2 separate regions of the Homo sapiens genome follow, and region 1 is linked to region 2. A link is an interaction called in ENCODE POLR2A ChIA-PET data of the cell type or tissue named here. Cell type or tissue: GM12878. All regions are shown on one strand. Links, peaks and the distances in the headings refer to the core of each region. The heading gives the core; the rest is flanking DNA. Region 1 overlaps CASK (calcium/calmodulin dependent serine protein kinase). Region 2 overlaps CASK (calcium/calmodulin dependent serine protein kinase).

Region 1 (15,552 bases), core at 6,620-9,119, 56 kb after region 2:
TTTTATCCATATCATATGAGACTATTAAGATTACAATACCAGGTAATACCAAATATTTTAAGACTGTTTTGTTTACTTTGTGTCACAACTGTAAAGATACTCTTGGTGAAGTGGCTTTTCAGGGACTGTACTCATCAGACAAGGGATTTTCTTTCTTATGGGGTAGTCCTTTAGTCACTGGAACTGTTTATGTTACTTAAACCACAAAGAACTAAAATTAGAGACAGTTTTCAATAATAAGGAATCGTCTGAATCTAGGTGATATATTGGAAGAATTACATCTCTTTTGACAATGCAAAACTGCTGCACTTTCTTGGTTCATTTCTACTATATGGAAAATGGGGATAACACCTGTATTTAGCCAAATATAAAGCTAAATAGCTAAACAAAGCTCAAAGCTCAAAATAGATAAGATACTTTGCTGTGGAAAAAGGTCCATGCTTATCTACCTAACTGCAATACAAAAACACAATTACAGATGGAAATTCATGTTGAATATACCATTTTAAAAGCATTAGCCACATCAGTTTATGTGAAAAATATGTGAAAAGTGGAAAATTTACCTCACTGCCCTTTGGGAGAAAATCTGACTTAAAAGCCTTGTTCTTATAACTACTATTACAGATGATACTTTGAATTTTTATTTATTTATTTACTTTTGAGATGGAGTCTCACCCTGTCACCCAGGGTGGAGTGCAGTGGCGCGATCTCAGCTCACTGCAATCTCCGCCTTCCAGGTTCAAGCAATTCTCCTGCCTAAGCCTCCCGAGTAGCTGGGATTGCAGGCGTGCACCACGACACCTGGATAATTTTTGTATTTTTAGTAGAGACGAGGTTTCACTATGTTGGCCAGGCTGGTCTAGAACTCCTGACCTTACCTCCTGCCTCAGCCTCTCAAAGTGCTGGGATTACAGGCATGAGCCACCATGCCTGGCCACAGGTGACACTTTTAAAATAATAGTAACAGTATAATATGTGTATCAAAGCAATTACCTGTGAGTTATTATATATATGCTGTTTTATGATAGTGTTTCTTTTTTTCTTTTTCTTTTTTTTTTTTTTTTGAGACGGAGTTTCGCACTGTCGCCCAGGCTGGAGTGCAGTGGCGCAATCTCGGCTCACTGCAAGCTCAGCCTCCCGGGCTCACGCCATTCTCCTGCCTCAGCCTCCTGAGCAGCTAGGACTACAGGTGCCCGCCACCACGCCTGGCTAATTTTTTTGTATTTTTAGTAGAGACGGGGTTTCACTGTGTTAACCAGGATAGTCTTGATCTCCTGACCTCGTGATCTGCCCGCCTCAGCCTCCCAAAGTGCTGGGATTACAGGCGTAAGCCACCGTGCCTGGCCCTTTATGATAGTGTTTCTAAACTTTTAACCAAGTTATTGAAATAAAGTTTTTTTCCTAAAAGTAACTACCTGGAAAGAAGCAATTACCATATTCATCCTTCCTAACTCTCCCACCCAAGCATTAAAGGCTGAATTCAAGTATAATCCTTGAGAGTATTTGACTTTATTCTATGGTAACAGCACTGTCCAGTGAAATACAATTAGGATACAGGTTCTAATGCCTGTAGATGAGTGCATTTTTACAACCTAGGTGTATAAACACAGAACTTCGTTCAAATCTCACCTCTTTTATCAAGGTATCTTGTAACCTCTCTACCCTTCTCTTGAACTTTCTCTTCTCTAACTCTTTTCCACTTGTTTGTATTCACCTGCATAACATTCTAATGCTTGCTGGCCTGCCAGAGCAGGTCTCTTCCCAGTGAATGAGCCAGGGCAATTTTTCTTTGTCCTTCCATATCCCAGCCCAGTTTTGTTGTTCTCATTGAGCTTATCTCATTTAGTCATTGTGATTATCTCTATTTCACAGAGCAGGAGAATAAAGAAACTATATGCTTTATTAATAATCCTCAAATGTGATGAATCACAAATATCTGCAGTTAAATTACCGTTAATATTACCTTGTTCACTGTTTCATGCATATGTGCTGTGTTTCCCCAGATTATAATTCATTCCCTTTTAGACAGCATGTCTTCTATAGCAGGGGTCTCCAACCCCTGGGCCACTGACCAGTACCCATCCGTGGCCTGTTAGGAACCAGGCCACACAACAGGAGGTGAGCAGCAGGCCAGCCAGCATTACCACCTGTGTCCCCCTCCTGTCAGATCAGCCTAGGCATTAGGTCCTCATAGGAGTGGGAACCCTATTGTGAACTGCGCATGCGAGGGATCTAGGTTGCATACTCCTTATGAGAATCTAATGCCTGATAATCTGAGGTGGAACGGTTTCATCCCAAAACTATTCCCCGACCTCTATCCCCCACCCCCACCCACCCTGCCATCCGTGGAAAAATTGTCTTCCACAAAATGGGTCCCTGGTGCCAAAAAGGTTGGGGACCACTGTTCTATATTATAAAAGTGGTTAAAGATGTGAATTCAGATGACCTGGGGTTGAACTCCATCCTTGCCACCGTAACTTTATGAACTCTGACTCTGAGTCAACCTCGTGGAGTCAGAATAAGAATTAAGTAGCTGATATATCTACTGTGCGTAGCACAATGCTTGACATATGCTTAGTGCCTAATAGATGTTATCTGATACCTATTATTAGTTGCTCCATAGTATCTATCATGTATAGGGCACATAGTAAGTTATCAGTAAAACATTGAATAGATTAGGAACCTGCCCGTTTGCAGATAGGTTAGGCTCTCCTTGGCTGACTGCTCTGTGCAGTGTTCCATAGCTAGAAACAGATATATAATAAATTTTGGACCAGGCACAGTGGCTCACGCCTGTAATCCCAGCATTTTGGAAGGCCAAGGCAGGAGGATTGCTTGAACCCAGGAGTCAAAGACCAGCAACATTGGGAGACCCCATCTCTACAAAAAATTAAAAATAAACTAGCCAGACATGGTGGCACATGCCTGTAGTCCCAGCTACTTAGGAGGCTGAGGTGGGAGGATCACATGAGCCTGGGAGGTCAAGGCTGAAGTGAGCCATGATGGCACCACTGCACTTCAGCCTGGGCAACAGAGCGAGACCCTGTCTCAAAAAGTAAAAAATGCCAGGAACTGTGGCTCACGCTTATAATCCCAGCACTTTGGGAGGCTGAGGAATGAGAGTCATTTGAGGTCAGGAGTTCAAGACCAGCCTGGCCAACATGGTGAAACCCCATCTCTACTAAAAATACAAAAAAAAAAAAAAAATAGCCTGGCGTGGTAGCACACACCTGTAGTCCCAGCTACTTGAGAGGCTGAGGCACAAGAATCACCTGAACCCAGGAGACAGAGGTTTCAGTGAGGCGAGATCACGCCTCTGCACTCCAGCCTGGGTGAGAGTGAGACTCTGTCTCAAAAAAAAAATAAAAAATGAATTTGGACAGACATGTCTTTCTATAAATTGCTAAGTAAACTCAGCTCAATTCAGAGAATGATATAGGGCCGTATGAGACCAATAGATCTTTCAGATTTGAAGTAAGCTAAATAAATTAACATATACCCAAATAGGAGCCTTTTTTTTCATCAAAATCATTACGGCTCATATAGCCCATTGTATGACAGCTTATCTGTCTTCTAAGTCTCGATATGTTTTGCTTTTCTGAAGTCAGAGAGAAGTTAATATGTGCATTGCTATTAGTAAACATTTTCAGAAATAATAAGTAATTTTTATAATTTATTGAATACCTAGCTAGGTGCTTAAAAGACATTTTCATTCATTTATCAAATAAGTAAATGCCTACTGTATGCCAGGCACACTATGCCAGGCACTAAGGACCTAGTAATGAATAAGACAAACAAGATCCCTGCCCTCATGGAACTTCCACTCTAGTGGAGGTGGGGTGGGAGGACAGGTAGGAGAGGTAGAGGTAGACAATGAGCAAGTAAGCTAACAAGATAATTTCATATGGCAATAATAACTATGAAGAAATGAAAGGATAATGGTGCAGAGATTATAGTAAAGTGGGAGCTGCTTTAGATAGGGGAAAGCCCCTCTGAGGAGTAGACATTTGGGCTGAGACTCCTTTGAGGAAGAGCAAATGCAAAGGCCCAGAGACAGGAAAGAGCTTTGTAGATTCAAGGAGCAGAAGTCCTTTGTGGCTGAGATACAGTTAACAAGGGAGAGAGTGGTACTTCCTGTACCAAGAGAGGTCAGCAGAGGCCAGACCAATTTATTTATTTTTTTAATATATAAAATAAGGCCAGGCATGGTGGCTCACGCCTGTAATCCCAGCATTCTGGGAGGCCAAGGTGGACGGATCACGAGGTCAGGAGTTCGAGACCAGCCTGGCCAACATGGTGAAACCTGTCTCTACTAAAAACACAAAAATTAGCCAGGCATGGTGGTGGGCGCCTGTAGTCCCAGCTACTCAGGAGGCTGAGGCAGGAGAATCTCTTGAACGCAGGAGGCAGAGGTTGCAGTGAGTTGGGATCGCACCACTGCACTCCAGCCTGGGAGACAGAGCGAGACTCCATCTAAAAATAAAATAAAAAATATAAATAAATAAAAGCCTTCCAGGCCATTGTAAGGAGTCTGCAGTTTTCTCCTGATTGCAGTAGGATGACACTAAGTGATGGCACGCAGGAAAATATCTAATCTGTGCCTTGCTGGAGCTGATGTGTAGAGAACGGACTGTAGGGGGGATAAGAGTTTAGGGAGACCAATTGGAAGGCTGTTGTGAGAGGTTGTAGAGGCTTGGAGAAAGGTGAGGATGGTAGAACATGGGCAGATGGGGTTTCTGTGTTGGAGATGGTTACATACAAGAGGACTTGCTGATGGTTGGGATGTAAGCTGGTGTAATTAAACCCATTTCACAATTCCGAGAGGAAATTGTGCCCTAACAAGGTAAAGAGACTTGCTTAAGGTCACTCACCAATCAGTGGCCTCAATGAGGTTCAAGCCAGATCCTGCTAGCGCCAAAGCCTATGCTCCTAAAAGTCAGTTGATTTATAATGCTAATCAGATTTCTAATAAATTTAAGTTGAGCTCATTGGTCATTCCTAAATAAGCTTTTGTGTAGATAATATCTTATGTGGGAAATATAATTCTGAGATATATATATATATATATACTATATTAAATAAGCTTTTAAATGCTGGGGCTTTCTATCTTATAAGCGTTTTTAAAATCATGGCTTCAAAATCTTGGTATTTTTAAAGAAATATTAATAGCTAAGGGGAAATATGTTAATACTTACAATTTTTTTATTATGCCAAGGTTTGGGAGTTATTCTTGGCATATTTATAATTTCACACTTATTTGCTCAGTCATCCGAATTTTTCTTTGCTTTCTGATTATTATAACATGAGGATTTAACATTGAATTACCCAACACTGAAAATCCAGATACTTGTAGATATTTACAGTAACTAAAGGAAGAGGAAATAAGGGTAAATTTAAACGACTTTAAAATTCTGTGTTTTTTTTTTTTAAGAGACGGGGTCTTGCTCTATTGCCTAGATAGGAGTGCAGTGACACCTTCTTAGCTCACTGTAGCCTTCAACTCCTGGGCAAAGCAATCCTTCTGCCTCAGCCTCCCAAGTAGCTGGGACTACAGGCATGCACCACCATGCCTGTCTACTTTTTTTTATTTTTTGTAGAGACGGGGGTCTCACTTTGTTGCCCAGACTGGTCTTGAACTCCTGAGCTCAAACAGTCCTCTTTCCTTGGCATCCCAAAGTGCTGGGATTACAAGCATGAGCTACCACACCTGGCCTAAAATCTGTATCTTTAGAGGTCATCATAAAAGAATATTATCTCACTGATTACTTTTTTAGTTATTCCATTTGAAAGGCTGACTTTTTAAAAAGAATATTTCCTTTGCTTATTGCAGCTGTAAAATATGAAACATTAAATAGTCAGATTTTTTCCACTCTAGTCTGATGTTGTTAGTTGTCTTATACATATCCTTACTATAGTACAAAAAGTGAAAGTGTTTTTTTCCTATTACACGATTGTTACGTAGTTAAAACTGACAGCTATTTCAGCTTAGTGACAACTGCTCACTCATACGTCTTAACATATTTGAAGAAAAATGTTCAAATTTTGGTTTCCCTATTTTTTATTTTATATACTCTTTTAAGCTTTTAAAAAGATAGTCTGTAAGTGGCCCCCTTTTTCTGTTTGGATATGAATTAGAGCTTTAGGTTAAGTTTCGTTTTGTGGTAGCAATCATTTACAGTGCCAAATTGTGGTTAATATCGAGTATGACCTTATTTGGTGACATCATTTAAGCATTTTTCTTTTAGAGTCCAGTTTGAGTATTATTTTATGATTGTGGGCTTAATCCTTCCTTGTAAATAATGCATTAAATACAAATGTTTGCTTATATAATTTAAAAGAATGAGTAGAGGCCTGTAATCCCAGCACTTTGGGAGGCCGGGGTGAGTGAATTGCATGAGCTCAGGAGTTCAAGATCAGCCTGGGCAACATGATGAAACCCCGTGTCTACAAAAAATACAAGAATGATCTGGGTGTGGTGGCACATGCCTGTGGTCCCAGCTACTTGGGAGGCTGAGGTAGAAGGTTCACTTGAGCCCAAGAGGTCAAGGCTGCAGTGATATGACGAACATAATTTTAGCAAATGAAATGTTCCAGTTTTTATGTTACTGATTTTTGCTTTTTGCCCTAAATCTTGGTTTCTTATGTGACCACAATTAAATCAGAAAAAGAGGGATTTGCCCACATAGGACAGCCTCTATACTTGGGCTCAGGAGTACCAGTACAAGGTGCAGTTAGGGCACTGGTGAGGAAGCCAAGGTCCCCAGGGCCATCATGGAGCACTACTTTCAAGCTATATATTGCTTAGTGCCCCTTGGTGCTCCTCACCCAAATCCCAGTTTAGACCAGCCTTCTGAGATTGTGAAAATATCTGCCATTTCCATTAGAAACTCAACTGTGTATAATGCTCAAAGCATATTCTTTACTGGTAACAAATCAGCATTATCTTCTTTATGATTTTACCAGATTGTTACCTTTTTTTTTTGCCTCGTATGCATGCCTTTAAAATTAAATAGCCAAGTCATGACTTTTTTAAGCCTTTTAATAAAATAACTTAATTTCAGATGCTATGAGTTATTATTTTTAAAGCAATTTTAACTGCATTTCATTATCTGCAGATATTACCGCACAGATCCCAAATTAAAATAGAACCAAATTTATAGTTAGCACATAAGAAAATATAATCTTTGTATAAAGCTCCAGACATTTTGATAGCTGTAGATTCTCTTTGAAATAGAAATGTTCAAATATTTATGCTTAATAGAAAGGGTTTATTATGATGGCACAAAAAGTGTGGTGAGTAGAAGGACATTCTTTTTTAGGGAAACAAGGGACATTTTATTGTTGAAGTTCACCAAGCTGACAAATAGAGATGTCAGTTCAAAGAAATCACTTTCTCTTTGTTAATAGGCTTTGCAAAAAGAAGTCATAATAATAATTCTCAACTTATTTTTTATTTAAACAAGTGCTCCAAAAAATATAATGAACAAAAAAATTTAACATATTTAGAGTTTGAGTTCCATATCATACGTGATATTTTGGAAGATTACGTTTTTAAGGTACATCTGTGTGTATTTTTTTCTTTTTCTAAATCATATGCTATAAATTATTTTCATCCTTTGGGTTATATAAAAGCGTCATTGTAAATGCCATTGATGAAAGATACTTGCTCAATACTCCAATTATTGCACTATTTCTTTTTAAATTTGTTTCAATTCTAAGCCCCAGCACAAATTTGCCAACTCTATTTATAGATGATTCTTTTAGCTAAATTACTTGAAATTGTACCGTCTACCTTCATTTGAACAAGTTAGTTGATAACACCTCTGACCCAGATAATCATCAAACACATCTCTTCATTGATTCACTCATTTATTCACTTACGTTTTAAAAAATCTATTTATCATGATTGTCACAAAAAAATTGAGATAGTTGGATGTCGATATTACACACTTTATGTTCTCTTTAGATGAATGATACCTTTGAGAGGAAAAGAATGAGATATGTTTATAGAATAAATTTGTCAGCCCCATGTCTACAAAGAAAACATTTAAAAATTAGCCAGGTGTGGTGGCATGCACCTGTGGTCCCAGCTACACAGAAGGCTGCAAAGGAAGGATCGCTTGAGCCCAGGAGATGAAGCCTGCAGTGAGCTGAGATCTCACCACTGCACTGCACCCTGGGTGACAGAGTGAGACCCTGTCTCAAAATAAATAAATAAATAAAATAAATTTCTGCTGAAATAGTAATGTTATTAATAATTTTTTTCTTCATAAAACACTAGGCCTTACTTCAGACTCACGACGTAGTGGCACATGAAGTTTACAGTGATGAAGCATTGAGGGTCACACCTCCTCCCACCTCTCCCTATTTAAACGGCGATTCTCCAGAAAGTGCTAACGGAGACATGGATATGGAGAATGTGACCAGAGTTCGGCTGGTACAGTTTCAAAAGAACACAGATGAACCAATGGTAAGTAGGAAGAGAAAGTTTTCAATACTCTCATAAGATCCCAGCATGAGTTATATCAACTAACTTCAACCTATGCTACTAGGAGTTGGGGAGGGAAGGAAGACATGGATAGTTTTAAAGAAATCAGTTTCCAGATCTTCAGTTCCCCCCTGCCCTTCTTTTCTAGAATTGTTCTGCCTGAAACTGTCTTAGGCATTCCGGTTCTCTTTCTCACCTCTCCTTTCACAATTGCCCTTCAACCAAAAAAAGGGGAACATACTGTAACATTCCTCCAGGGTGTAAAAACCTCTGGGGCAGCAAAGAAAGGGACAATTTGAAATATTGGTATTGGTATTGAGAAAGTGAATGTCTAGTAACATTGTAAAAATCATCCTTTTATAAATCTTATAGTTTTCAGATCTTTTGCCTTCAACAAAATTAGAGGAAGATTAATTCAGGGGGCATTCAAAGAATTGAGTAACACTGCTGAAATAAATTTCTTCCACTCCCAGCTACCTACTTAATATGAATCAATTTACTCAGTGCTTGGGAGTAGAGCTGGAAGAGAATTGATGCTGAACCTTGCCTCCATTCTCATAGAATTCTCGTAGACTGAGAAGATCAAGGAAAGGCTCCTTGATGTTAACTGAACAGAGCAAGGGGAGTGAGGGGAAGCAGGGGAATACTATTCAGCAAACCAAATAGCACATGTGTAAACCTGGTAGTAAAAAGGCTCTTATCATAGTTTCCCAATGGAAAGAAGGCACCATGGCTGAACTGCAGACAGCAAGGTGAGTGGCTGGAACAGAATCATACAAGTGTTGGAAGACATGTTAAGGATTATGTTCATTATCTTAAAAACAATGGGAGGCTATTGAAGACTTTCAAGCAGGGGGATAATATTAGATTTTTGTTTTAGAAATATCACTCTAGAGAATGTATGAGAGGGGTCAAGAGTGGATGTACAGAAACCAGTTAAGAGGCTGTTATTGCAGCAGTGCAGGGCAGATATGATGGAACTCTGAACTTGAGGGATGGATGTCAAGATGGAAAGAAGTGAACACATTTAAGAAATAATGAAAGAGTAGGTAATATCAGTAAGCCTTAACAATGGATTGACAGTAGAACTGAGGGAGAAGCAAAGATCAAGCACAGCCCTTAAGCTTTAGTCTTCTAAAACTGAATGGACGTTGAGACAGGGAACATTGGATAAGTTCCAAGTTGGAGGAGAAACCATATCTTTAGAAGAGGAAAAAAATTCAAATTTATGCATTCATATCTTTTTCCTCAGAACATAGAAAAGGGATATTAGGATATAGAAAAACAAATTACCTACTTCTGAAAGTTGCCTTTTAGATTAAGGGAAAAGTTATAGCAGTGACTCTATGACCATGATTTTTGGAGAGCCCTCAGCTTAGACATTTCTGGTCCTAATCCTCATTTAGTAATCTTTGCCAGTTATACAATATTATCTTGCAGCACATGGGGGGCATGCAGATCACCTCACCCCTTCTGGTACTATCCAGGCAACTCTTTGGCTTAAGAGCATAGGCTACAGCAGGTTTTGGGTGTCTTGGGCAAATCACTTCATGTCAGTGGACCTCAGTTGGCTCATCTCTAAAAGCATAGTTGACTAAATGAATGATCCCCAAGATCCCACCTAGCTCTGAAAGTCTAATATTCCATTCATTCATTTTATATATTCATTCATTTATTCACCAAATATTTTTGAAGTCCCTACTAAGTGCAAATCACTCTTATTAGATGCCAGTGATCTATTGTCAGATAAGACACTGCCCCTTACTAGAGCTCACGTTCCACAGGGCTGGCTACATTAAACAAGTAAATTTGTAGCTTAGCACGGTTTACTTAACAAGCCCAGTTATGACAGAGCTGGAGAGGAGAGAAAGCTGTGTTGGAGAGGCAGGAAGGTGTGATGTTCAGCCAGGCAAAGCAGGCAAGAAGGTAGAAGGGACCACAAGAAGGAGGCCTCAGAGTGTCTTGGGATCATTAAGTTCTCAAGCAGTCCAGTGACAGCTGCTTGATTGTTTGTGTGAAGACTCACTACATAGAAACATAGACTGAATTGGCCCGGTGCAGTGGCTCACACCTGTAATCCCAGCACTTTGGGAGGACGAGGCGGGTGGATCACGAGGTCAGGAGTTCGAGACCAGCGTGGCCAATATGGTGAAACCCCATCTCTACTAAAAATACAAAAATTAGCCAGGTGTGGTGGTGGGTGCCTGTAATCCTAGCTACTCAGGAGGCTGAGGCAGAAGAATCGCTTGAACCCGGGAGGCGGAGGTTGCAGTGAGCCGAGATCGCGCCACTGCACTCCAGCCTGGGCAGCAGAGTGAGACTCCGTTTCAAAAAAAAAAGAAAAGAAAAGAAAAGAAAAAAGAAACATAGACTGAATAAAAGCATAAAACTACATCCCTGAGTTACTTTTTCAGAAAGCGTAAAATGGTCTTGAGTCTCCCCTAAAAGTCTCCTTCCAAAAGCTTTTCTGTCTTCGATGATCCTAGTGAAGATGTATATTTCTTCTCCTTTTGATGGGTTTCCATGAAAACAGGAATTATTTTATGTGAAATATAAAATATATATTTTCAATAATAGAGTGTCAATCTCTAATGCATTTAATACAACTTTATTTGCTTTCTTAGTTGTCTTATTCAAAGCATTATGTTACTGTGCAGGATATTCCTATATGATCTGTTTTGTTTTTCAGACCCTCTGCAATGTGTCCATTCCTCAAGGGTGACATACTCCTGTTACACACCTCTGTTTTCCCATTTGTAGCATCATACTCATAATTTTTTTTTTTATTGATTGGAATTCCCATAGTTGCAAGTGACAAAAATCAAGCTTGAACTAGCTTACAAAATAGAGGAAAGGCTTATATAAACAGGGAAAGGCCAGGAGTATAACTTTCCTAATATCTCCCCTCAAGCTGGTAGGTTCAGGAGTAGGCACCTAACCCAAGCTATGCCAATGCCTTCCCTAGAATTTGTGAACTTGGGAACAGAGAGAAAGTGAATCAGTTCCTCTCTACAGAGAAATGTTTGGGACCTACAGAATAATAAATGTTAACTACAGTTGGTTTGAGGTGAACTTCTCCTGGCCATGGGAGACCCTTTTTGTCTCATTTGCTACTGTACCTAGCAGAGTGCCTGCCTCATAGTAAATTCACGTTAATGTTAGTTGAATGAATACATACATCTATTAGTTTCAAGGGTGGAAGCTGTATTGTACTATCATTTCCCTTATGAAATTAGATTTGACTTACACACTAATTTACAGCATTTTTCCAGGAACACTTTTCTTAGTAACCATACAAGCTGATTGAATGTACAAGTTGGAAATGAAACTTGAATATTACAATTGAATCTTAGGACTGGAAACATTTTGATAAACCAGTTTTTCACATTGCTCACCTACCACTTCTGAAAACTGCAAAATAGGAACAATGCAAAGTTATAGTTTGTGGAGTGGTACAAATTAAGTTTAGAGTATAAAGTCTCAGATATTTTTATCAAGCTTTCTGACAGTGTTATTCTCTAGTGAAAAATAAAAGACACAGTCCCTACCCTTAACTGTCTCAAATTCAAGGCCACTTTCCAGCAAGGGAGCCTGTTAAAAAGTACAGATTTCCGGGCTCCATTCGAGGCCTCCTGAGCTTAAATCTAAAGAGTGGGTTTAAGAGTCAGCATTATTTAAAATTTCCCTGTGTGATTCTTAGGATTAACCAGATCTAGTGCAAAAAATATGTTTATGAATGCTTGTTTTTTTTAATAGTGGATAATCAGAAAACAAAAAGTAATCCACTCTGTAGAATAGTATTCTGGCATTAAATGTGACTATAGAACTTTCATTTCTGTCCAAGATAGAGTAACTGGGACCAGATTTATCCTCTCATTTGAAACAACCCAACATATAAAAAACAAAATATCATGAAAGAACAGTTTTCAAGACATTAGACATCAGGCAACTAAGGACAGTGATCTCTTGTGAGACAGGAAACAAGGTGACCCATATGAATGCCCCACCATGCTGCCTTGAGAGAGTTTCCAGGCCACAGCACAGGGAGGGGAACTAAGGCAGAGTAGGCAGACTCCCTAAATTGAGGGGACAGAGCTGAGAGTCTGGGGTGACCAAAGCAACTAGAGTTCATAGGACAGAGTACTGAAGAGGAGAGAGCTGCACACAGACAGAACCTCAGATCTGCAGAGGATCTCCCTCAAGTATTCAGCAGAGTATCGATCAGTGCATGTCTAATAGGAAATTCCCCAACACTGAGAAACTCCCCAACACTCTCCACTTTGGATGGAAAAAAAAACCATCCAAAAGGATTGGAAGGAACAGCGCCTGCACTACCTGTTCCCACCAGTCAGACTAGAAAAATTTCTAATTCATGGCTCATTGTGTAGAGCGCTCAGGGAAGTCTTATCTCTGTAATGAGAAGTAATTAGCCCCAAACTGACAACTGCTCCAGACCTGCCTAATGGATCATGAACGCAAGACCCAAAGGATCAAACTATGTCCGAGTAACTGATCTAAGTCTCAGAACAAAACATAAGAATATTTTTAGGAATACAAAAACATCAACTATGCAACAAATTCACAATGTCTGACATCTAATCAAAGATTACTAGGCATGTAAAAAGACCAGAAAGTGTGACCTATAATATGGAGAATAATCAATCAAAAATGACATAGAACTGACAGATAATAGAATTAGCAGGAAAATACACTATGGGATTAATGGCAGATTAGACATTTCAGAAGAGATTAGTGAACTTGAAGACAGAGCAATAAAAACTATCAAAAATGAAACACAGCAAGAAAAAGAATTTTTAAAGATGAAAAGAGCATCACTGAGCCGTGGGACAACTTCAGTCAGCCTAATACATGGTTAATTGGAGTTCATGAAGAAGAGAGGAAAAGAAAGAAGAAATGTTTGAAGAAATAACGCCTGAAAACATTCCAAACTTGATGAAAACTATAAACCCACAGATCCAAACACCATGGCAAACCCCAAGCACAAGAAACATGAAGAAAACAATACCAAGCTACATCATAATCAAACTGCTTAGAACCTATGACAAAGAGAAAATCTGAGAAACAGACCAAAAAAAAACAAAAAAAAAAAGAAAGAAATTGGGAGACAGAGGTAGGAGAATTGCTTGACCCTGGTAGGTGGAGGTTGGAGTGAGCCAAGACATCATGCCACCGCACTCCAGCCTGGGTGACAGAGCGAGACTCCATCTCAAAAAAAAAAAAAAAAAGAAAAAAGAAATTTTACACACAGAGGAACAAACATAAGGATGACATCAATGTCTTATCGGAAGCAGTACAAACAAGAACAGTGTCATAAAGTACTAAAAACAAACATTTCTCAACTTAGAATTCTAAACCAAGCAGAAGTATCTTTCAAGAACAAGAAGGCAAAATAAAAATGTCTTCAGACATACCAAAACTGAAAGAATTCAGCAGACCCACACTATAAGACCCACAGTATATTTAGGACATTCTTCAGGCAGAAGGAAAACGATAACAGATTGAAATCTGAATCTACAAAAAGGGAATAAAGAGCACTGGAAATGATAGCTATATGGGTAAATCTATAAGTTCTTTTTCTTATTACTTCAATCTCTTATAATTGGCAATTTAAACAAAAATAACAATGTGTTTTAGAGTTTATAGTATATGGAAAAATAAAATGTATGACAACAGTAGCACAAAGGTCAGGAAGAAAGACATAGAAGTACTATATACTATTGTAAGGCTCTTATATGATGTAGGGGGGATAAGGGTTATATGTGAAGTGGTATAATATCACTTGAAGGTACACTGACAAGTTAAAGATAGATGCTATAAACCCTAATGCAACCACTAAAACAACAAAATGAAGAGTTGTGAGAGAAAACACAGGAGAGAAAACAGAATAAAAAATAATACAAAGAAAGGCAGAAAAAGATAACAGAACAGGTGGAACAAATAGAAGTCAAATAGCAAGAATATATATTTATACCAGACTGTATCAATCATCATGTTCTGCTTGTAAAACATGCACTTCATACACAAAGAATAGTTTCAAAGTAAAAAGGTAGAAGCCAGGTTTGGTGGTGCATGCCTGTAGTTCCAGCTACTTGGGAGGCTGAGGCAGGAGGATCACTTGAGCCCAGGAGTTCGAGGATGCAGTGGGCTATGATTGCACCACTGTGCTCCGCCTGGGTGACAGTGTGAGACTTCATCTCTTAAAAAAAAAAAAAAAAGTAAGAAGATAGAAAAAGATATACTGTGATAACATTAATCAAAAGGTAGCTGGAGTAGCTTTATTGATATCAAAATATATTCTCAGACCACACTGGGATTAAATTAGACATGAATAACAGAGAGAGATAAATCGCCAAGTACTTGAAAATTAAATAACACAATTCTAAGTAACCCATGAATTAAAGAGGAAATCAAAAGGGAAATTAAGAAGTATTTTGTAATGAATTAAAATGAACCACAGTATGTCAGAATTTGCAGGATGCCACTAAAGCAGTACTTAGGGAGAAATATGTACCATTAAACACCTATATTAGAAAAGAAGAAACATCTCAAATCAATGACTTCAGCTTATACCTTAAAAGTAACTAGGACAAAATGGAGTAAATTAAACCCAAAATGAGTAGAAGAGAAGAAATAATAAAGATCAAAGTAGAAATTAATGAAATAGAAAGCAGAAAGCAATAGAGTATCAATAAAACAGAAAATACTTTTTCTTTGGAAAGATCAGACTGATCAGGAAAAATGGCTATACAATCACGGGGAAAAAAAACATGAATTACCAACATCAGGCATGAGAGAAGGGGCATCACTACAGAGTCTACAGATATAAAAAGGATGATAAAGAAATAAACAGATTTATGCCAATAAATTCAACAACTTAGATAAAATGGAAAAATTCCCTGGGAGACAGAAACTACTAAAGCTTATTTAAGAAGGAATAAACTGAATTGCCCTATACTATCTGAAAATTGAATTTGTAGTTAAAAACTATTCCTCAAAGAAAACTCCAGGTCAAGATGGCTTCACTGGTAAATTCTGTCAAACAT
Region 2 (13,234 bases), core at 72-2,571:
CTAGGTGTCTTTCTCCCTCTTACTACTCTCCCTATCCTCCACCTCACCAAAAAAAAAAAAAAAAAAGAAGAAGAAGAAAAGAAAACTGGTAATCACCCCATATGGGGAGTCCATTTGACTTTAAAAGGTTCTGAAAAAGACCAGACATAAAGTAATGGAATCTTTTCAGCACTGAGAGAAAATGCTGAGAGACCATCCCCCACCCAACCCTCCAGAGTAACAAAGGGAAATTGATTATCTTAACTTCTTAGAATTAATTTATGTTTGACTTACTTTTGATACTGAAAAATGTTAACTGTTCTCTAAGTGGTTGATTAGATAGTAGTCTTCCTTAGTCACATGACTCCTGCCAACTATAAAACTTTTCTTCTTAAGTATTTTCAGATATGCCATAAATTCTAATAATACCATTTTATTTTTCAACCCCTGAAATTAGTGAATTATTATGTATAACTCTAGACTTATAAAAACATTTATATGAATTTTGAGGAAACTATTAGGCTACAATATTATCCTATAGACCTGAAACTTTTAACATGGTACCCACTGGCCACATGCAGCTATTTAAATTTAAATTAATTAAAATTAAATAAAATTAAAAGGTCAGTTTCCCAGTCACACTAGCACATTTCAAGTGCTCAGTAACCACAGTTGGCTAGTGGCTACTATATTAGACAGCACAGATGTAGCTTGGGACATTTCCATCATTACAGAAGGATCTATTCAACCATGCTACTATAGAACAAGGGAAATATTAACATATCATTGTTGGTGTTGATTATTCCCATTTTAGCCTTTCTTCTCACTGATTTTGCAGTCAAGGGTTCAAAGTGACTCTTCTCTATTTGCTTTAAAAATCCTTGGCCAAAATAATTATTAATGATAAGCCATTATTGAGATGGTAGCCAAAGAAGTTTCCCAAAACTTTTATTCTTTTTGCCTTGATATCCACCTAAACCTGTGTAGCCTACAAATAAAAAACTCTTTTATTATTCAAAGTGAAATTTGGTCAACTGTTTTTGAAGTTAGTTTCCTCCCCAAAGAAACTATTATTACACTTTTTTGTCAACTTTTCTATAAGTCATTCTAAACCTAATTGCTTTGGCCTCATGTGACATTACGCTGTATGGGGTTGAACCTTTCATTGCCCAAATACAAACATTTCACCAGAGAGCTTGGGCTTGCCCCATCACAAGAAACACATGCTGTACTTCTCCCGGGGCCACAGAATCAGACTTGGGCCTAAAATAGCCAAAGTGGTGACTAAGATTCATTTGGACAGGGCCAAGCTGTCAAAACAGAGAGGGGTCATGTGGATTTACCACATCCCCTTGCAGGGCTATTTAAAGTTTTAAGACCCACCAAACAACCTAGAACTAGGAACATCAGCAGGGTCATTAGTGAATGTGTTTGGCTTCTGATAAGGCTGTATTCTTTTGAGTAGTTCAGCCACCTTGTTAAAACATGTTACACCTACCATCCTCAAGGAACTAATTCCCATTCTGCCTCTTCAGTGGACTTCTAGAACAGAGATTGCAACTTCCTTGGCTTTCAGAGTCCACCACACACTTTATTTTCACACAACTAGGTGCTCATCCTACCCAGACACTATTCTTAACCTCCTCAGTGGTGGGTGACAGTTTAATTTGTAATGACTCCCTTGGAAGTGATTAAAAGGGAGTTCACAGAAAGCGGTAGAAAATTACTTTTGTGGCCAGGCACAGTGTTTCACACCTGTAATCCTAGTACATTTGGAGGCCAAGGCGGGCAAATCGCTTGAGCTCAGGAGTTCAAGACCAGCCTGGGCAACATGGTGAAACCCCGTCTCTACAAAATATACAAAAATTAACCAAGTGTGGTGGCTGTGCATGCCTGTAATCCCAGCTATTGGGGGCCTGAGGCAAGAGGATCACTTGAGCCTGGGAGGCGGAGGTTGCAGTGAGCCAAGATCACGCCACTGCACTCCAGCCTGGGTGACAAAGTGAGACCTTGTCTCAAAAAAAAAAAGAGAAAAAAGAAAGAAAGAAAATTACTTTGGTAACTTAGTCATGATGGAATGATGGAAAATGTATTTTCCCCATTTTGGTTACCACATGTTTCATGTGTCGAGTTTTTTCCTCCTAATTCATACTAAGCTCTGGAATTGTAATACTTCATTAAAAAAAAATAAAAAAAAAGAATCCTCTAGATAACAATACTTTCTTTAATAAACTACATCGTTCTGAGCACAGAACTGAATATGAGGACATTTTCTCAAACTGAATATTAGGATACATGAGACAGACTGCATGATCTCCAGGCTGTGTGGAAAATCTGTGCTCTGTGGTCTGGGGCTTTTGAGGGGGCACACCTGTACTCTAACCCTGGCTGTCATCTACTGAAGGAGGTACTGAGGAAAGTGGTAACTGTTGTTATCTGAGGATGTCTATCCAGAGAAGAGACTCAGGAGGGAATGTATTCTGAAGTCATCCCTATTGCTTCTTCAATTATTTCTACCCCTAGAAAGCAAATTCCCCACAGTGAAGTGTGTTGAAGAAATTCTATACAAATAGAAGCAATATTCTATGTTTGGGTAAGTTTATTGCAGTCCATTTAAGAAATGGTGAGTCGAGTCCACGTGATTCAGTTAAGAGGATAAAATCATTTATTTCCTATATATACAGAAAGCAAGGATTTCTAATAACTTTCTACAGTTTTTCTTTATTATTATTATTATTTTTTTTTTTTTTTTTGAGAGAGTCTTACTCCATCACCCAGGCTTAGAGTGCAGTGGCGCAATCTCGGCTCACTGCAGCCTCCGCCTCCCAGGTTCAAGTGATTATCCTGCCTCAGCCTCCCAAGTAGCTGGGACTACAGGCACCACCACATCCAGCTAATTTTTGTATTTTTAGTAGAGACGGGATTTCACCATGTTGGCCAGGCTGGCTTTGTACTCCTGACCTCAAGTGATCCGCCCGCCTCGGCCTCCCAAAGTGCTGGGATTACAGGCATAAGCCACCGCGCCCAGCCTTTATTAATTTTGCAAATTGCAAAAGTATTCTCTGACTTACTGATTGGTCACTTGTGTTCCTGAACTGTGCATAACTACGAAAGGTTTGTTTAGGAGTGCCATTTTCTAATACTGTATAAAGCTGTACTATCCAGTACAGTAGTAAATAGCCATATGTAACTGTTTACATTTCAATTTTAATAAATTAATATTAAATAAAAAGTAAAATTTGGTTGCTCTGTTGCGCTAGCACCTTTCAAATGCTCAATACCACGTGTGACTGATGGCTACTGTATTAGACAGCACAGGTTTAGAAAATTTCCTTCATCACAGATAGTTCTATTGTATGGTATTGCTATAGAGTCTTGGTAACTGCAGAGTAATGCTTATACATAAGCAGCACTTTTTGATAGGTCAACCAGGAAGCTATAATAGATATTTTTTGGCAATTTTCTTTCTGTTAGTTCAACAAAAACTAACTTAAAGATTTATCAAAGACCTTTGTACCGTAATGAAACCCAGCATTTACATACAGTCCTCTCTGTAGTAAGGGTTTGTACAAAGGCAGTAAATTGAGATAGCAGTCGTTGTGGGCTTCAGCTAATCAGAGCATTAAATCTGGTATCCAAAAGGTAACCTTTGAGCCTGAGCAACATAAGGAGACCCCGGCTCTACAAAAATAAAAAATTTGCCGGGTGTGGTTGCACACGCCTGTGGTCCCAGCTACTTGGAAGGCTGAGGTGGGAGGATCACTTGAGCCTGGGAGGTCAAGGCTGCAGTGAGCTGTGATCACACCACTGCACTCCAGCCTGAGTGACAGAGTAAGACTCTGTCTCAAAAATAAGCGGGGTGGGGACCTTAATTCTAAAAACTGAAAACTTATTCTGGTATGAGCAGTTCCGCAAATATTCTGGTATGAACAGTTCCACAAATAATAAGTGAAGTGATTTTGATCTTACATATTGATTTTACAAATCAATTAATTTGTGATTTTTTTTAAGAAATACATATATAGGCCAGGCACGGTGGCTCACGCCTATAATCCCAGCACTTTGAGAGGCTGAGGCGGGCGGATCACCTGAGGTCAGGAGTTCGAGACCAGCCTGACCAACATGGAGAAACGCCATCTCTACTAAAAAAAATACAAAATTAGCTGGGCATGGTGGCACATGTTTGTAATCCCAGCTACTCGGGAGGCTGAGGCAGGAGAATTGCTTGAACCTGGGAGGCGGAGGTTGCAGTGAGCCAAGGTTGCACCATTGCACTCCAGCCTGGGCAACAAGAGCGAAATTCTATCTCAAAACAAAAAAAGAAAAGAAATACATATATAGATATATGTTGTTTTTTCTTTTTTAATTGAGACAGGGTCTCACTCTGTTGCCCAGGCTGGTCTCAAACTCCTGGACTGAAGCAATCCTCCCACCTTGGCCTCCCAAAGTGCTGGGATTACAAGTGTGAGCCACCATGTCCCACCAGTTTATGATTCTGAAATGTAGAATATATTACTTCCTGTTGGGCAATAGATTTTGAAAATTATGTACATTTAAGACCATCTCTATAAAATACTTTTACATAGACCCAAAAGAATTTCTAAGATATCTATTCTGTGCAATTACTCTTAAATATAACTATATCTAGTACACTTACAAGTCTCATTTTTCATTTTCTCTAGAGAAAATACTGCAGCCTCTTTTAGTCATATATCCTGACTGAAAATTATGAAATTAAAGGTTTTAGACCTATGTTTAGGTTATGTTTGAGTATTATATATGTATAGGCTATGCTGACTAAACTGAATGATAACTCTGGTTTTGGCTATATGGAGACATATCAAAAGTTCTGATTTAATTAATCATCTCACCTAATTATCATCTAGGACCTAATTATTAAGTATAATCAACCCAAATTCTTTAACATCTCTACCTTGAAATGATTTTCTTGACTTTTGGTCATCTCTGTTCAGCCTCAACCTCTCCAAATTCTCCACCCTTTTTAGGGCTTTTGAGTTCAGTCGTCTGAATTCTAATAGGATGATTATCTTTCAAATTTCTTTGTCACACTCCTATTGGTATGTTCTGGTGATACACTTTCTCCCCTCAGTATATTTCCCTGTTCACTCAGGAATATGACTATATATTACCTTGTTATTTAGGTACAAAGCCAATTATTCTATATCTGATACTTGTATATTTTGTATTTAGATGTTTTAAAATGTACCCTCCTGCCATGACTGTGTATTGCCTTGTTATTTAGGTACAAAACCAATTATTTTATATCCAATACTTGTGTATTTTGTATTTAAGGTTTAAAAATGTACCCTTCTGCCATTGTGCCTATCAAACTTCATGATGCGTGTTTCTGAGCTCAGGAAATACCAAAAAGGGAGTATTCGGTTTTTGGTTTTTGTCTTCAAGTCAGCAATACATCTTTGTTCAGCTCTTGTGTTCCTCAATAACTTTGTTCCCTCCTTAAGTGCATTCAGTAGTTAAACTTAGCAGAAATCTGACCTAACCATTTTCTTGTTTTCCACTTCCTTAAATGCCACACAGAATCATCTAGCCAGAAGCATACCATTTTGATGTTTGACATATTGACATTTCAAGAAAACTATAATTATGATTAAGAATTATTTCTAGTTCTTAACTACAAATTAAAAACTTGTGGTGCTCTTTTTCTCTGAATTTATAATCTGCCTTCTCCTTTCTAGGTTAATTTGCTTGATAGAAAATTACAACTTTAATATTATTTATCTTAACAGATTGTGAATAGTCTAATTAACTCAAAAGTATTATGTTTCGCCCTTAAAAGATACTAAATTATACCTTCTAAATTAAAGCAGGTAGAAAACTTCTTTGTCAAGGGTTTAATAAACCAGAAAGTTTGAAGAACTACTTGTATAAAATCTGATTTTTTAATTGTTGTATTACATTATTGCTATCGATGAGCAATATTACATTATTAGCAATCAGTAGCAATAATGTAATACAGGGGTTGGCAAACTATGACCTGGGGGTCAAATCCAACCCACTGCCTATTCTTGTATATAAAGTTTTATTAGAACATAGCAAAGTACATTAATTTGCATATTGTCCATGGCTGCTTTCACACTACAGTGGTAGAACTGAGTAGTTGCAAAAGAGATCATATGACCTTTAGAGCCTAAAATACTTACTGTCTGATTATTTACAGAAAAAAAATTGCTGACCCCTAGTATAGTAGAAATCCTTGAACTGGGGAGAGTAGTCATTGAATGTCAATTATGTCTACTCTTCATTATGTCTCTAAGTTGACAGAGACCTTAACAGGTTGCTAAGCCTCTCTGGACCTCAGTTTTCTCGTCTGCAAAATGAGTCCCTTAGAATGAATAATCTCTAAGGTTGATTCTCAAACTAATAAAATTATATGAATCCGTGACCTATTTCAGAATGATGTTGCTGTTTTACATAATGGCTTGCATTGAATATTTAAACCATCTATAGTCACTGGGTTCAGACAACTAAATATTAGGTGGGGCACCATGGCTTACACCTGTAATCCCAGCACTTTGGGAGGCTGAGGCCGTAAGAGTGCTTGAGCCCCAGAGTTTGAGACTAGCCTGAGCAATATAGTGAGACTCAGTTTCTATTATTTAAAAAAAAAACAAACTACGTAAACAAAACTGCTAGTCATAAGACAGATAAATTTAAAGCATACTACTATTGTTTCAAAAGCATTTGCATCTCAGGGCTCTTTTAGATACTGTTTTCCTAGTAGTATAGGTATTTATTACAGATCTTTGACAATAGTAGCAAGAACAGGCCTTGAAGCGTATAACTAACATCTTAAGAAATACAGTTGTACTTCATTTGGAAATAAAAATAAAGCATCTCTAAAAGCCTAGTTTCCGTGTGTGGGAAACGTGATTTGATATATAAAAATTCCATTCCCACCCAGCTTTTAGGAAACATGTATAATACGTAAAGTAAAATAAGTTTTTATAAAAAGAAGAACTCAACATTCACTACTGTTTTTTCAACATGGTAACTATAATTCTGCATAAGAACCTTTCATGCGTAACTTTAGACTTTCAGAAATCTCAAAAGTTACCTGGAATGTTAACATCAATATCACTTCTCTCTTTTTGCCCTTCCCTTTCTACAGTAAGTAAACTTTGTGGAAATATATTTTATTAATGTTTTCTGGCCAGGCGCAGTGGCTCACACCAGTAATCCCAGCACTTTGGGAGGCCGAGGTGGGTGGATCACTTGAGCGCAGGAGTTCAGGACCAGCCTGGGCAACATGGTGAAACCCCATCTCTACAAAAAAATACAAAAGTTAGCCAGGCATGGTGGCACACGCCTGTAGTCCCAGCTACTTGGGAGACTGAGATGGGAGGATCACTTGAGCCTGAGAGGTTGAGACTGCAAAGAGCCGAGATTGTGCCATTGCACTCCAGCCTGGGCAACAGAGCGAGACCCTGTCTCAAAAAAATAATAATAATGTTCTCATATTAGCAGATACCTAAACACAAACAAGTTTTATCTTTCCAGAAAAATTCAAGAGTTAATATTTAAAATTTAGACTTAGACTACTTAGGTGATTTGATAAACTAACTAAATGAGTGATTCTACATAGACCAGCAAAAGGCTGTGCTCATGTTCTAGATCTTTATTAGTAGAGTTAGTAATGATATGCACTTACAGAATGCTTTACAATTTGCAAAGCACTTTCATTAATACATTATGACTTTTGCCAATCCTGTAAGATAAGTCCATTTTAATATTCTTTTTTTTTCTTTTTTGAGACGGAGTTTCACTTTTGTTGCCCAGGCTGGAGTGCAATGGCACGATCTCGGCTCACCGCAACCTCTGCCTCCCGGGTTCAAGCAATTCTCCTGCCTCAGCCTCCCAAGTAGCTGAAATTACAGGCATGCGCCACCATGCCGGGCTAATTTTCTGTATTTTTAGTAGAGACGGGGTTTCTCCGTGTTGGTCAGGCTGATCTCAAACTCCCGACCTCAGGTGTTCCACCCGCCTCGGCCTCCCAAAGTGCTGGGATTGCAGGCGTGAGCCACCGCGTCCAGCCCGTTTTCATATTCTTACTTTACAGATAAGAAAGCCTAGAGAGGTTAAATGATTTACTCCCAAATACCACATGTTCTCCCTTATAAGTGGGAACTAAGCTATGGGTACACAGAGGCATGCAGAGTAGTATAATGGACACTAGAGACTCAGAATAGGGGAGGGTGGAGGGGCAAGGGATAGAAAATCACCTGTTGGGTACACTGTACACTACTCAGAAGACAGATTCACTAAAAGCCCACACTTCACTACTGTACCATTTATCCATGTAACCAAAAACCACTTGTACCCCTAAAGCTGTTTAAATAAAAAATAAAATAAATATGATTTACTGAAGCAGTAACTCCCAACATTTTTCCACTCTACAGTCCTAAGGGATGTCATGCACTCAAATGGCAGTGATTTCCAACTAGGAATAAGGGGAGGCTATGCATATAGCTTAAAAGAGTCATATGTAGTTGATTCTGTTGTGTGGCCTGATGGAGAATTACTATACAAAAGTAAGACATTGTCATTGTTAAAACAAAAAGAGGGAAAAAAGATTTTAAAAAGAAAAATGACACATAATCCTACCACCCAGAGATAATTAATAACATTCTGGTGTATATGCAGTCTTTTATATCCATATTAACTTTTTTACCCAAAAATGAGATTATAATATACATTGATTTTAAACCTTTTTCATGTAATTAATCACAGACATCTTTTCATTCCACTAAACACCCTTCTACAACATCATTTTATAATAACTGCAGAATATTCCATCCTGTGTTACATGTTTGAATTCAAGATGTAAGTGGTTTCATATACTTCTACAATTCCCGATTAGTGTTATTCTGGTATATGCATATGTAATTTATTTCAAGGAATCTGAAATAATTTAAAAACTACCTCTCTTCTAGCCATCATCTCCTATATATTTGACTTAATGGATAATCCTTAAGATAAATAATTTGTTAAATAACTTATTTATATTTGTGTATTTGTTTTAATAATCTATTTTTTCATCTCTTTGTTTTAGGGTGCAGTACTAGCCGCTGTGTCAAGTCACAAATTCAACTCATTCTATGGGGATCCCCCTGAAGAGTTACCAGATTTCTCCGAAGACCCTACCTCCTCAGGTAATTGGATAATTCACTTATTCACCTGTGTGGGTCATTTGGCATTTACATCCATTCTCTCCCATTGTGAATAAACTTTTCCTGTGCATTTAGTTAAATCCTCCAACGGATTCTAAGGAAGTTTGTCAGCAACCAAATCCTGTCTACATGTGTCTTGTTCCTTTTCATTTTAATACCAAAGTTGCTTTCTCCTGTGGCTCCAAAACCAACACTTCATTTTTTTTTCTTTTCACCTCAGTAATACTTCTTCCCCTTTCCACACTCTAGACCCAGCATTGCACTCCATCCAATCCAACATCCTAGTCAGTCTTTTGGGATCTTTCTGATTACCTTCTCTCTCAACAAAAACTTCTAATATAAGCTTTTCCCCAGGTCAGTCGTATTAGATCAGACTGTGGGCAGCACTGCTTTGAATGGAATCTTTCAGTGTAGAGCTGTCTTGTGAGTTATCTCCTGAAACAGTTACCAAGTTCTTCTTTCTGTATAAAAATCTATAACACGGCCAGGCATGGTGGCTCATGCCTGTAATCCCAGCACTTTGGGAGGCCAAGGCAGGCAGATCACCTCAGGTCAGGAGTTCGAGACCAGCCTGGCCAACATGGCAAAACCCCATCTCTGCAAAAACACAAAAATACAAAAAAAAAAAAAAAAAAAAAAAAAAGCCAGGCGTGCTGGCCTGCGCCTGTAGTCCCAGCTACTTGGGAGGCTGAGGCAGGAGAATCACTTGACCCGGGAGGCGGAGGTTGCAGTGATCCGAGATCATGCCACTGCACTCCAGCCTGGGCGATAATGCGAGACTCCATCTCAAAAAAAGAAAAAAAAAATCTGTAACACATGCATACAAGTATCCAAAGGGGAAGAACACAGAAGAGTTATTTGTTTTGATGAACTGTATATAAGTACCCCTGAAACAACCTGCCAGTGTTCACAAAATCATTTTATAAGCCAGTGCAGTGGTGTGCATGTGTAGTCATAGCTACTCAGGAGGCTGAGGCACCCGGCTCAGGGGGATCACCTGAGCTCAGGAGTTTGAGGATGCAGTGAGCTGTGATCACACCACTGCTCTCCAACCTGGACAACAAAATGAGACCTCGCCTCTTAAAAATTAAGAGATAAAAGGCCAGGCACAGTGGCTCACGCCTGTAATCCCAGCACTTTGGGAGGCCGAGGCGGGCAGATGATGAGGTCAGGAGATCAAGACCATCCTGGCTAACACGGTGAAAACCTGTCTCTACTAGAAATACACAAAAATTAGCCGGGCGTGGTGGTGGGCACCTGTAGTCCCAGCTACTCGGGTGGCTGAGGCAGGAGACTGGCGTGAACCCGGCAGGCAGAGCTTGCAGTGAGCCGAGATCACGCCACTGCACTCCAGCCTGGGCGACAGAGTGAGACTCCGTCTCAAAAAAAAAAAAAAAAAAAAATTAAGAGATAAAAAAATAAAAAACCAAAACCATTTTATAAAATGCTCAGATTTCCATCTTACCAGTGTAATATTCTCAAGAATCATTTACTAAAAACCCATAGGGTCCATTTATATGTATATGTAAATGCGTGTGTGTGTGTGTTCTAAATTTTTATTTATGCATTTTTTATTTACTTAACTCCTGAATCATGTGTCCTCTGGCCTCAGCTTTTTTTCTTTCTTTCATTAGAGCCACTCCATATTTGTCATCTTTGATTTTTGTACTCTTGGACTAGCTTCATCAATATTCATATATTACCACTGGGACTGAGGCCCTGGGCCCTTCCTAAAGCCTGAGGTTTCTGTCCCACAGTTAGTAATATAGGAAGAATTAATGTGCTAATGCTTCTTTCCTGTTGGTACCATGAGCATCTGTCAGTATTTATGCTTCTCCTCTCCTCTGTTTATACATGTGTGTGCACCTACACATTCACATACACACACACACAATTTCTTACCAATTAGTATGTGCTTGTACCTTGTGCAAAATGACAAGATCTTGAGGTGATGGATACCCCATTTACCATGATGTGATCATTATGCCCATATCAAAATGTCTCCTGTACCCCATAAATGTATACTATGTACCCACAAAAATTTAGAACTTTTTTAAAATGACAAGATCAACTTTCCCATTCCAGCAGTTATACAGTTCCTCATTTTGACCTTTACCAATTAGGATGTGAATCTTCCTCTTTTGAGTGAAGGTGATTTCCAAAAACATTCAGAAATGGGAATCTTAGAGAAGAGACTGAGGAGAAAGCCTTGCCATTTTTCTCTTGTGCTGACTTGGTCATTATCCAGAGCCCTTCCCACATGAAAGGCAGGGATCTAGTTGTGTTTATAGGTGTGGTCCCCAGTGCTTCTTATTGTTTCACGTCTGTCTTTTCTTCCACTCCATTTTGTTCCCTCCACCTGTAACTTCTTTTGTTAGCTGAAACCTCTGTCTTCTCTCCTCACACTCAGATTACAGTGGACCCTATTTAAGGGGAGTGGATCCAGTAATGGTTTGTATTGTCATACTGTGGCTGTATGATATAATCACATGCTTATAATATATTTAGGATAAATCTCTTTGAGATTTTAGGTCAAGATCTCTACTACCATTTTCATCTTTAGAAATGGAGCTAAAGGCTGGGCATGGTGGCTCATGCCTGTAATCCCAACAGTTTCAGAAGCCAAGGCAGGAGGATTGCTTGAGCCTAAGAGTTTGTGACCAGCCTGGGCAACATAGGGAGACCCTCTACTTTGTAAGAAGTCAAAATATTAGCCAAGCGTGGTAGCACACACCTGTGGTCCCAGCTACTAGGGAGGCTGAGGCAGGAGGATCACTTGAGCCCAAGAGGTCAAGGCTGCAGTAAGCCGTGAGTGCATCACTGTACTCAAAACTGGATGACAGAACAAAACTCTGTCTCAAAAAAAAGAAAAGGGGCCAGGCACAGTGGCTCATGCCTGTAATCCCAGCACTTTGGGAGGCCGAGGTGGGTGGATCACTTGAGGTCAGGAGTTTGAGACCAGCCTGGCCAACATGGTGAAACCCCCATCTCTACTAAAAATACAAAAATTAGCCAGGCATGATGGCCACGCGCCTGTAATCCACCTGAGGCAAGAGAATTGCTTGAACCCAGGACACGGAGGTTGCAATGAGCCGAGATCGTGCCACTGCACTCCAGCCTGGGTGACAGAGCAAGACTCCATCTCAAAAACAAAAGGAAAGGAAAATAAAAAGAGTAATACTCTATGCATTTAGGAAAATATGAATATTTAAAATAACAGTTTAAAAACTTGTCATCTAATAAGAAGTCAAACATGTTTAGGTATATTGTTTACGATGTAAAACAATTTTTCTATAAATGATAATTTTCTATTTTGATTATTGAAATTCATACATTATGCATTTACTAGAATTCATTTAATCTTATGATGAACTGTGTATTGCTTGAAGTGGGGCTGGGCACGGTGGATCACTCCTGTAATCCCAGTACTTTGGGAGGTGGAAGTGGGTGGATCACTTGAGGTCAGGAGTTCGAGACCAGCCTGGCCAAAATGGCGAAACCCCGTCTCTACTAAAAATACAAAAATTAGCTGGGCGTGATGGCATGTGCCTGTAGTCCTAGCTACCAGGAGGGTAGGGAGCCAGGGCTGAGGTAGGAGGATCACTTGAGCCCAGGAGGCAGAGTTTGCAATGAGCTGAGATTGCACCACTGTACTCCAGCCTGGGTGGTAGAGTGAGACCCCATCTCAAAAAAAAAAAAAAAAAATCAATGTTGAAATATTCTTTTCTCATATTTCAAATCAAGTAATTCAGAATCAGAACCCAACGTTTGATGTCTGAAATCCCAAACAGTTCCAGTGATTGTACTCATGGAACATGAGGGCTCACTTTGGGGTCAGCTGGGGGACCATGCTTCTGGTGGCTCATGTAGTGGGCCGAACTGTGGCTTGATAACCTGCTTGTTCTAAAATCATACTGTTTGTTGTTTGTCCATATGCTGCCTTCCTCCTAGGACTTCTAGCAGCAGAAAGTAGGTATCCCTTTGTTTTCCTTTAAGGTGTATCTTTTATGCAAAAGTGTTTGGCTTTGCATGGTTCGTAATCAGCT

Evidence for each region. Peaks named below come from ENCODE experiments on the same cell type or tissue, not always from the same donor. Only the 100,000 strongest peaks of a DNase experiment are listed, where the experiment ranks them.
Region 1: POLR2A ChIA-PET joins it to region 2 with 5 read pairs; 2 of 35 experiments call an interaction of 5 or more read pairs at or near these places.

The regions. Positions count from the first base shown.
Region 1 is chrX:41,571,258-41,586,809 of GRCh38, reverse strand. CASK (calcium/calmodulin dependent serine protein kinase) reads left to right here. Exons shown (of 27, transcript NM_001367721.1): 15 at 8,282-8,470. Among named protein-coding and RNA genes, the nearest start is that of CASK-AS1, 61 kb to the right of the region's middle. In GM12878, for the core only: no CTCF peak of the experiment used is centred there; no DNase peak of the experiment used is centred there.
Region 2 is chrX:41,622,540-41,635,773 of GRCh38, reverse strand. It overlaps CASK (calcium/calmodulin dependent serine protein kinase), which reads left to right. Exons shown (of 27, transcript NM_001367721.1): 10 at 9,071-9,170; 11 at 13,140-13,157. All of the region lies in intron 1 of LOC124905180 (a long non-coding RNA gene), which reads right to left. Among named protein-coding and RNA genes, the nearest start is that of GPR34, 60 kb to the left of the region's middle. In GM12878, for the core only: no CTCF peak of the experiment used is centred there; a DNase peak (open chromatin) is centred at 1,297.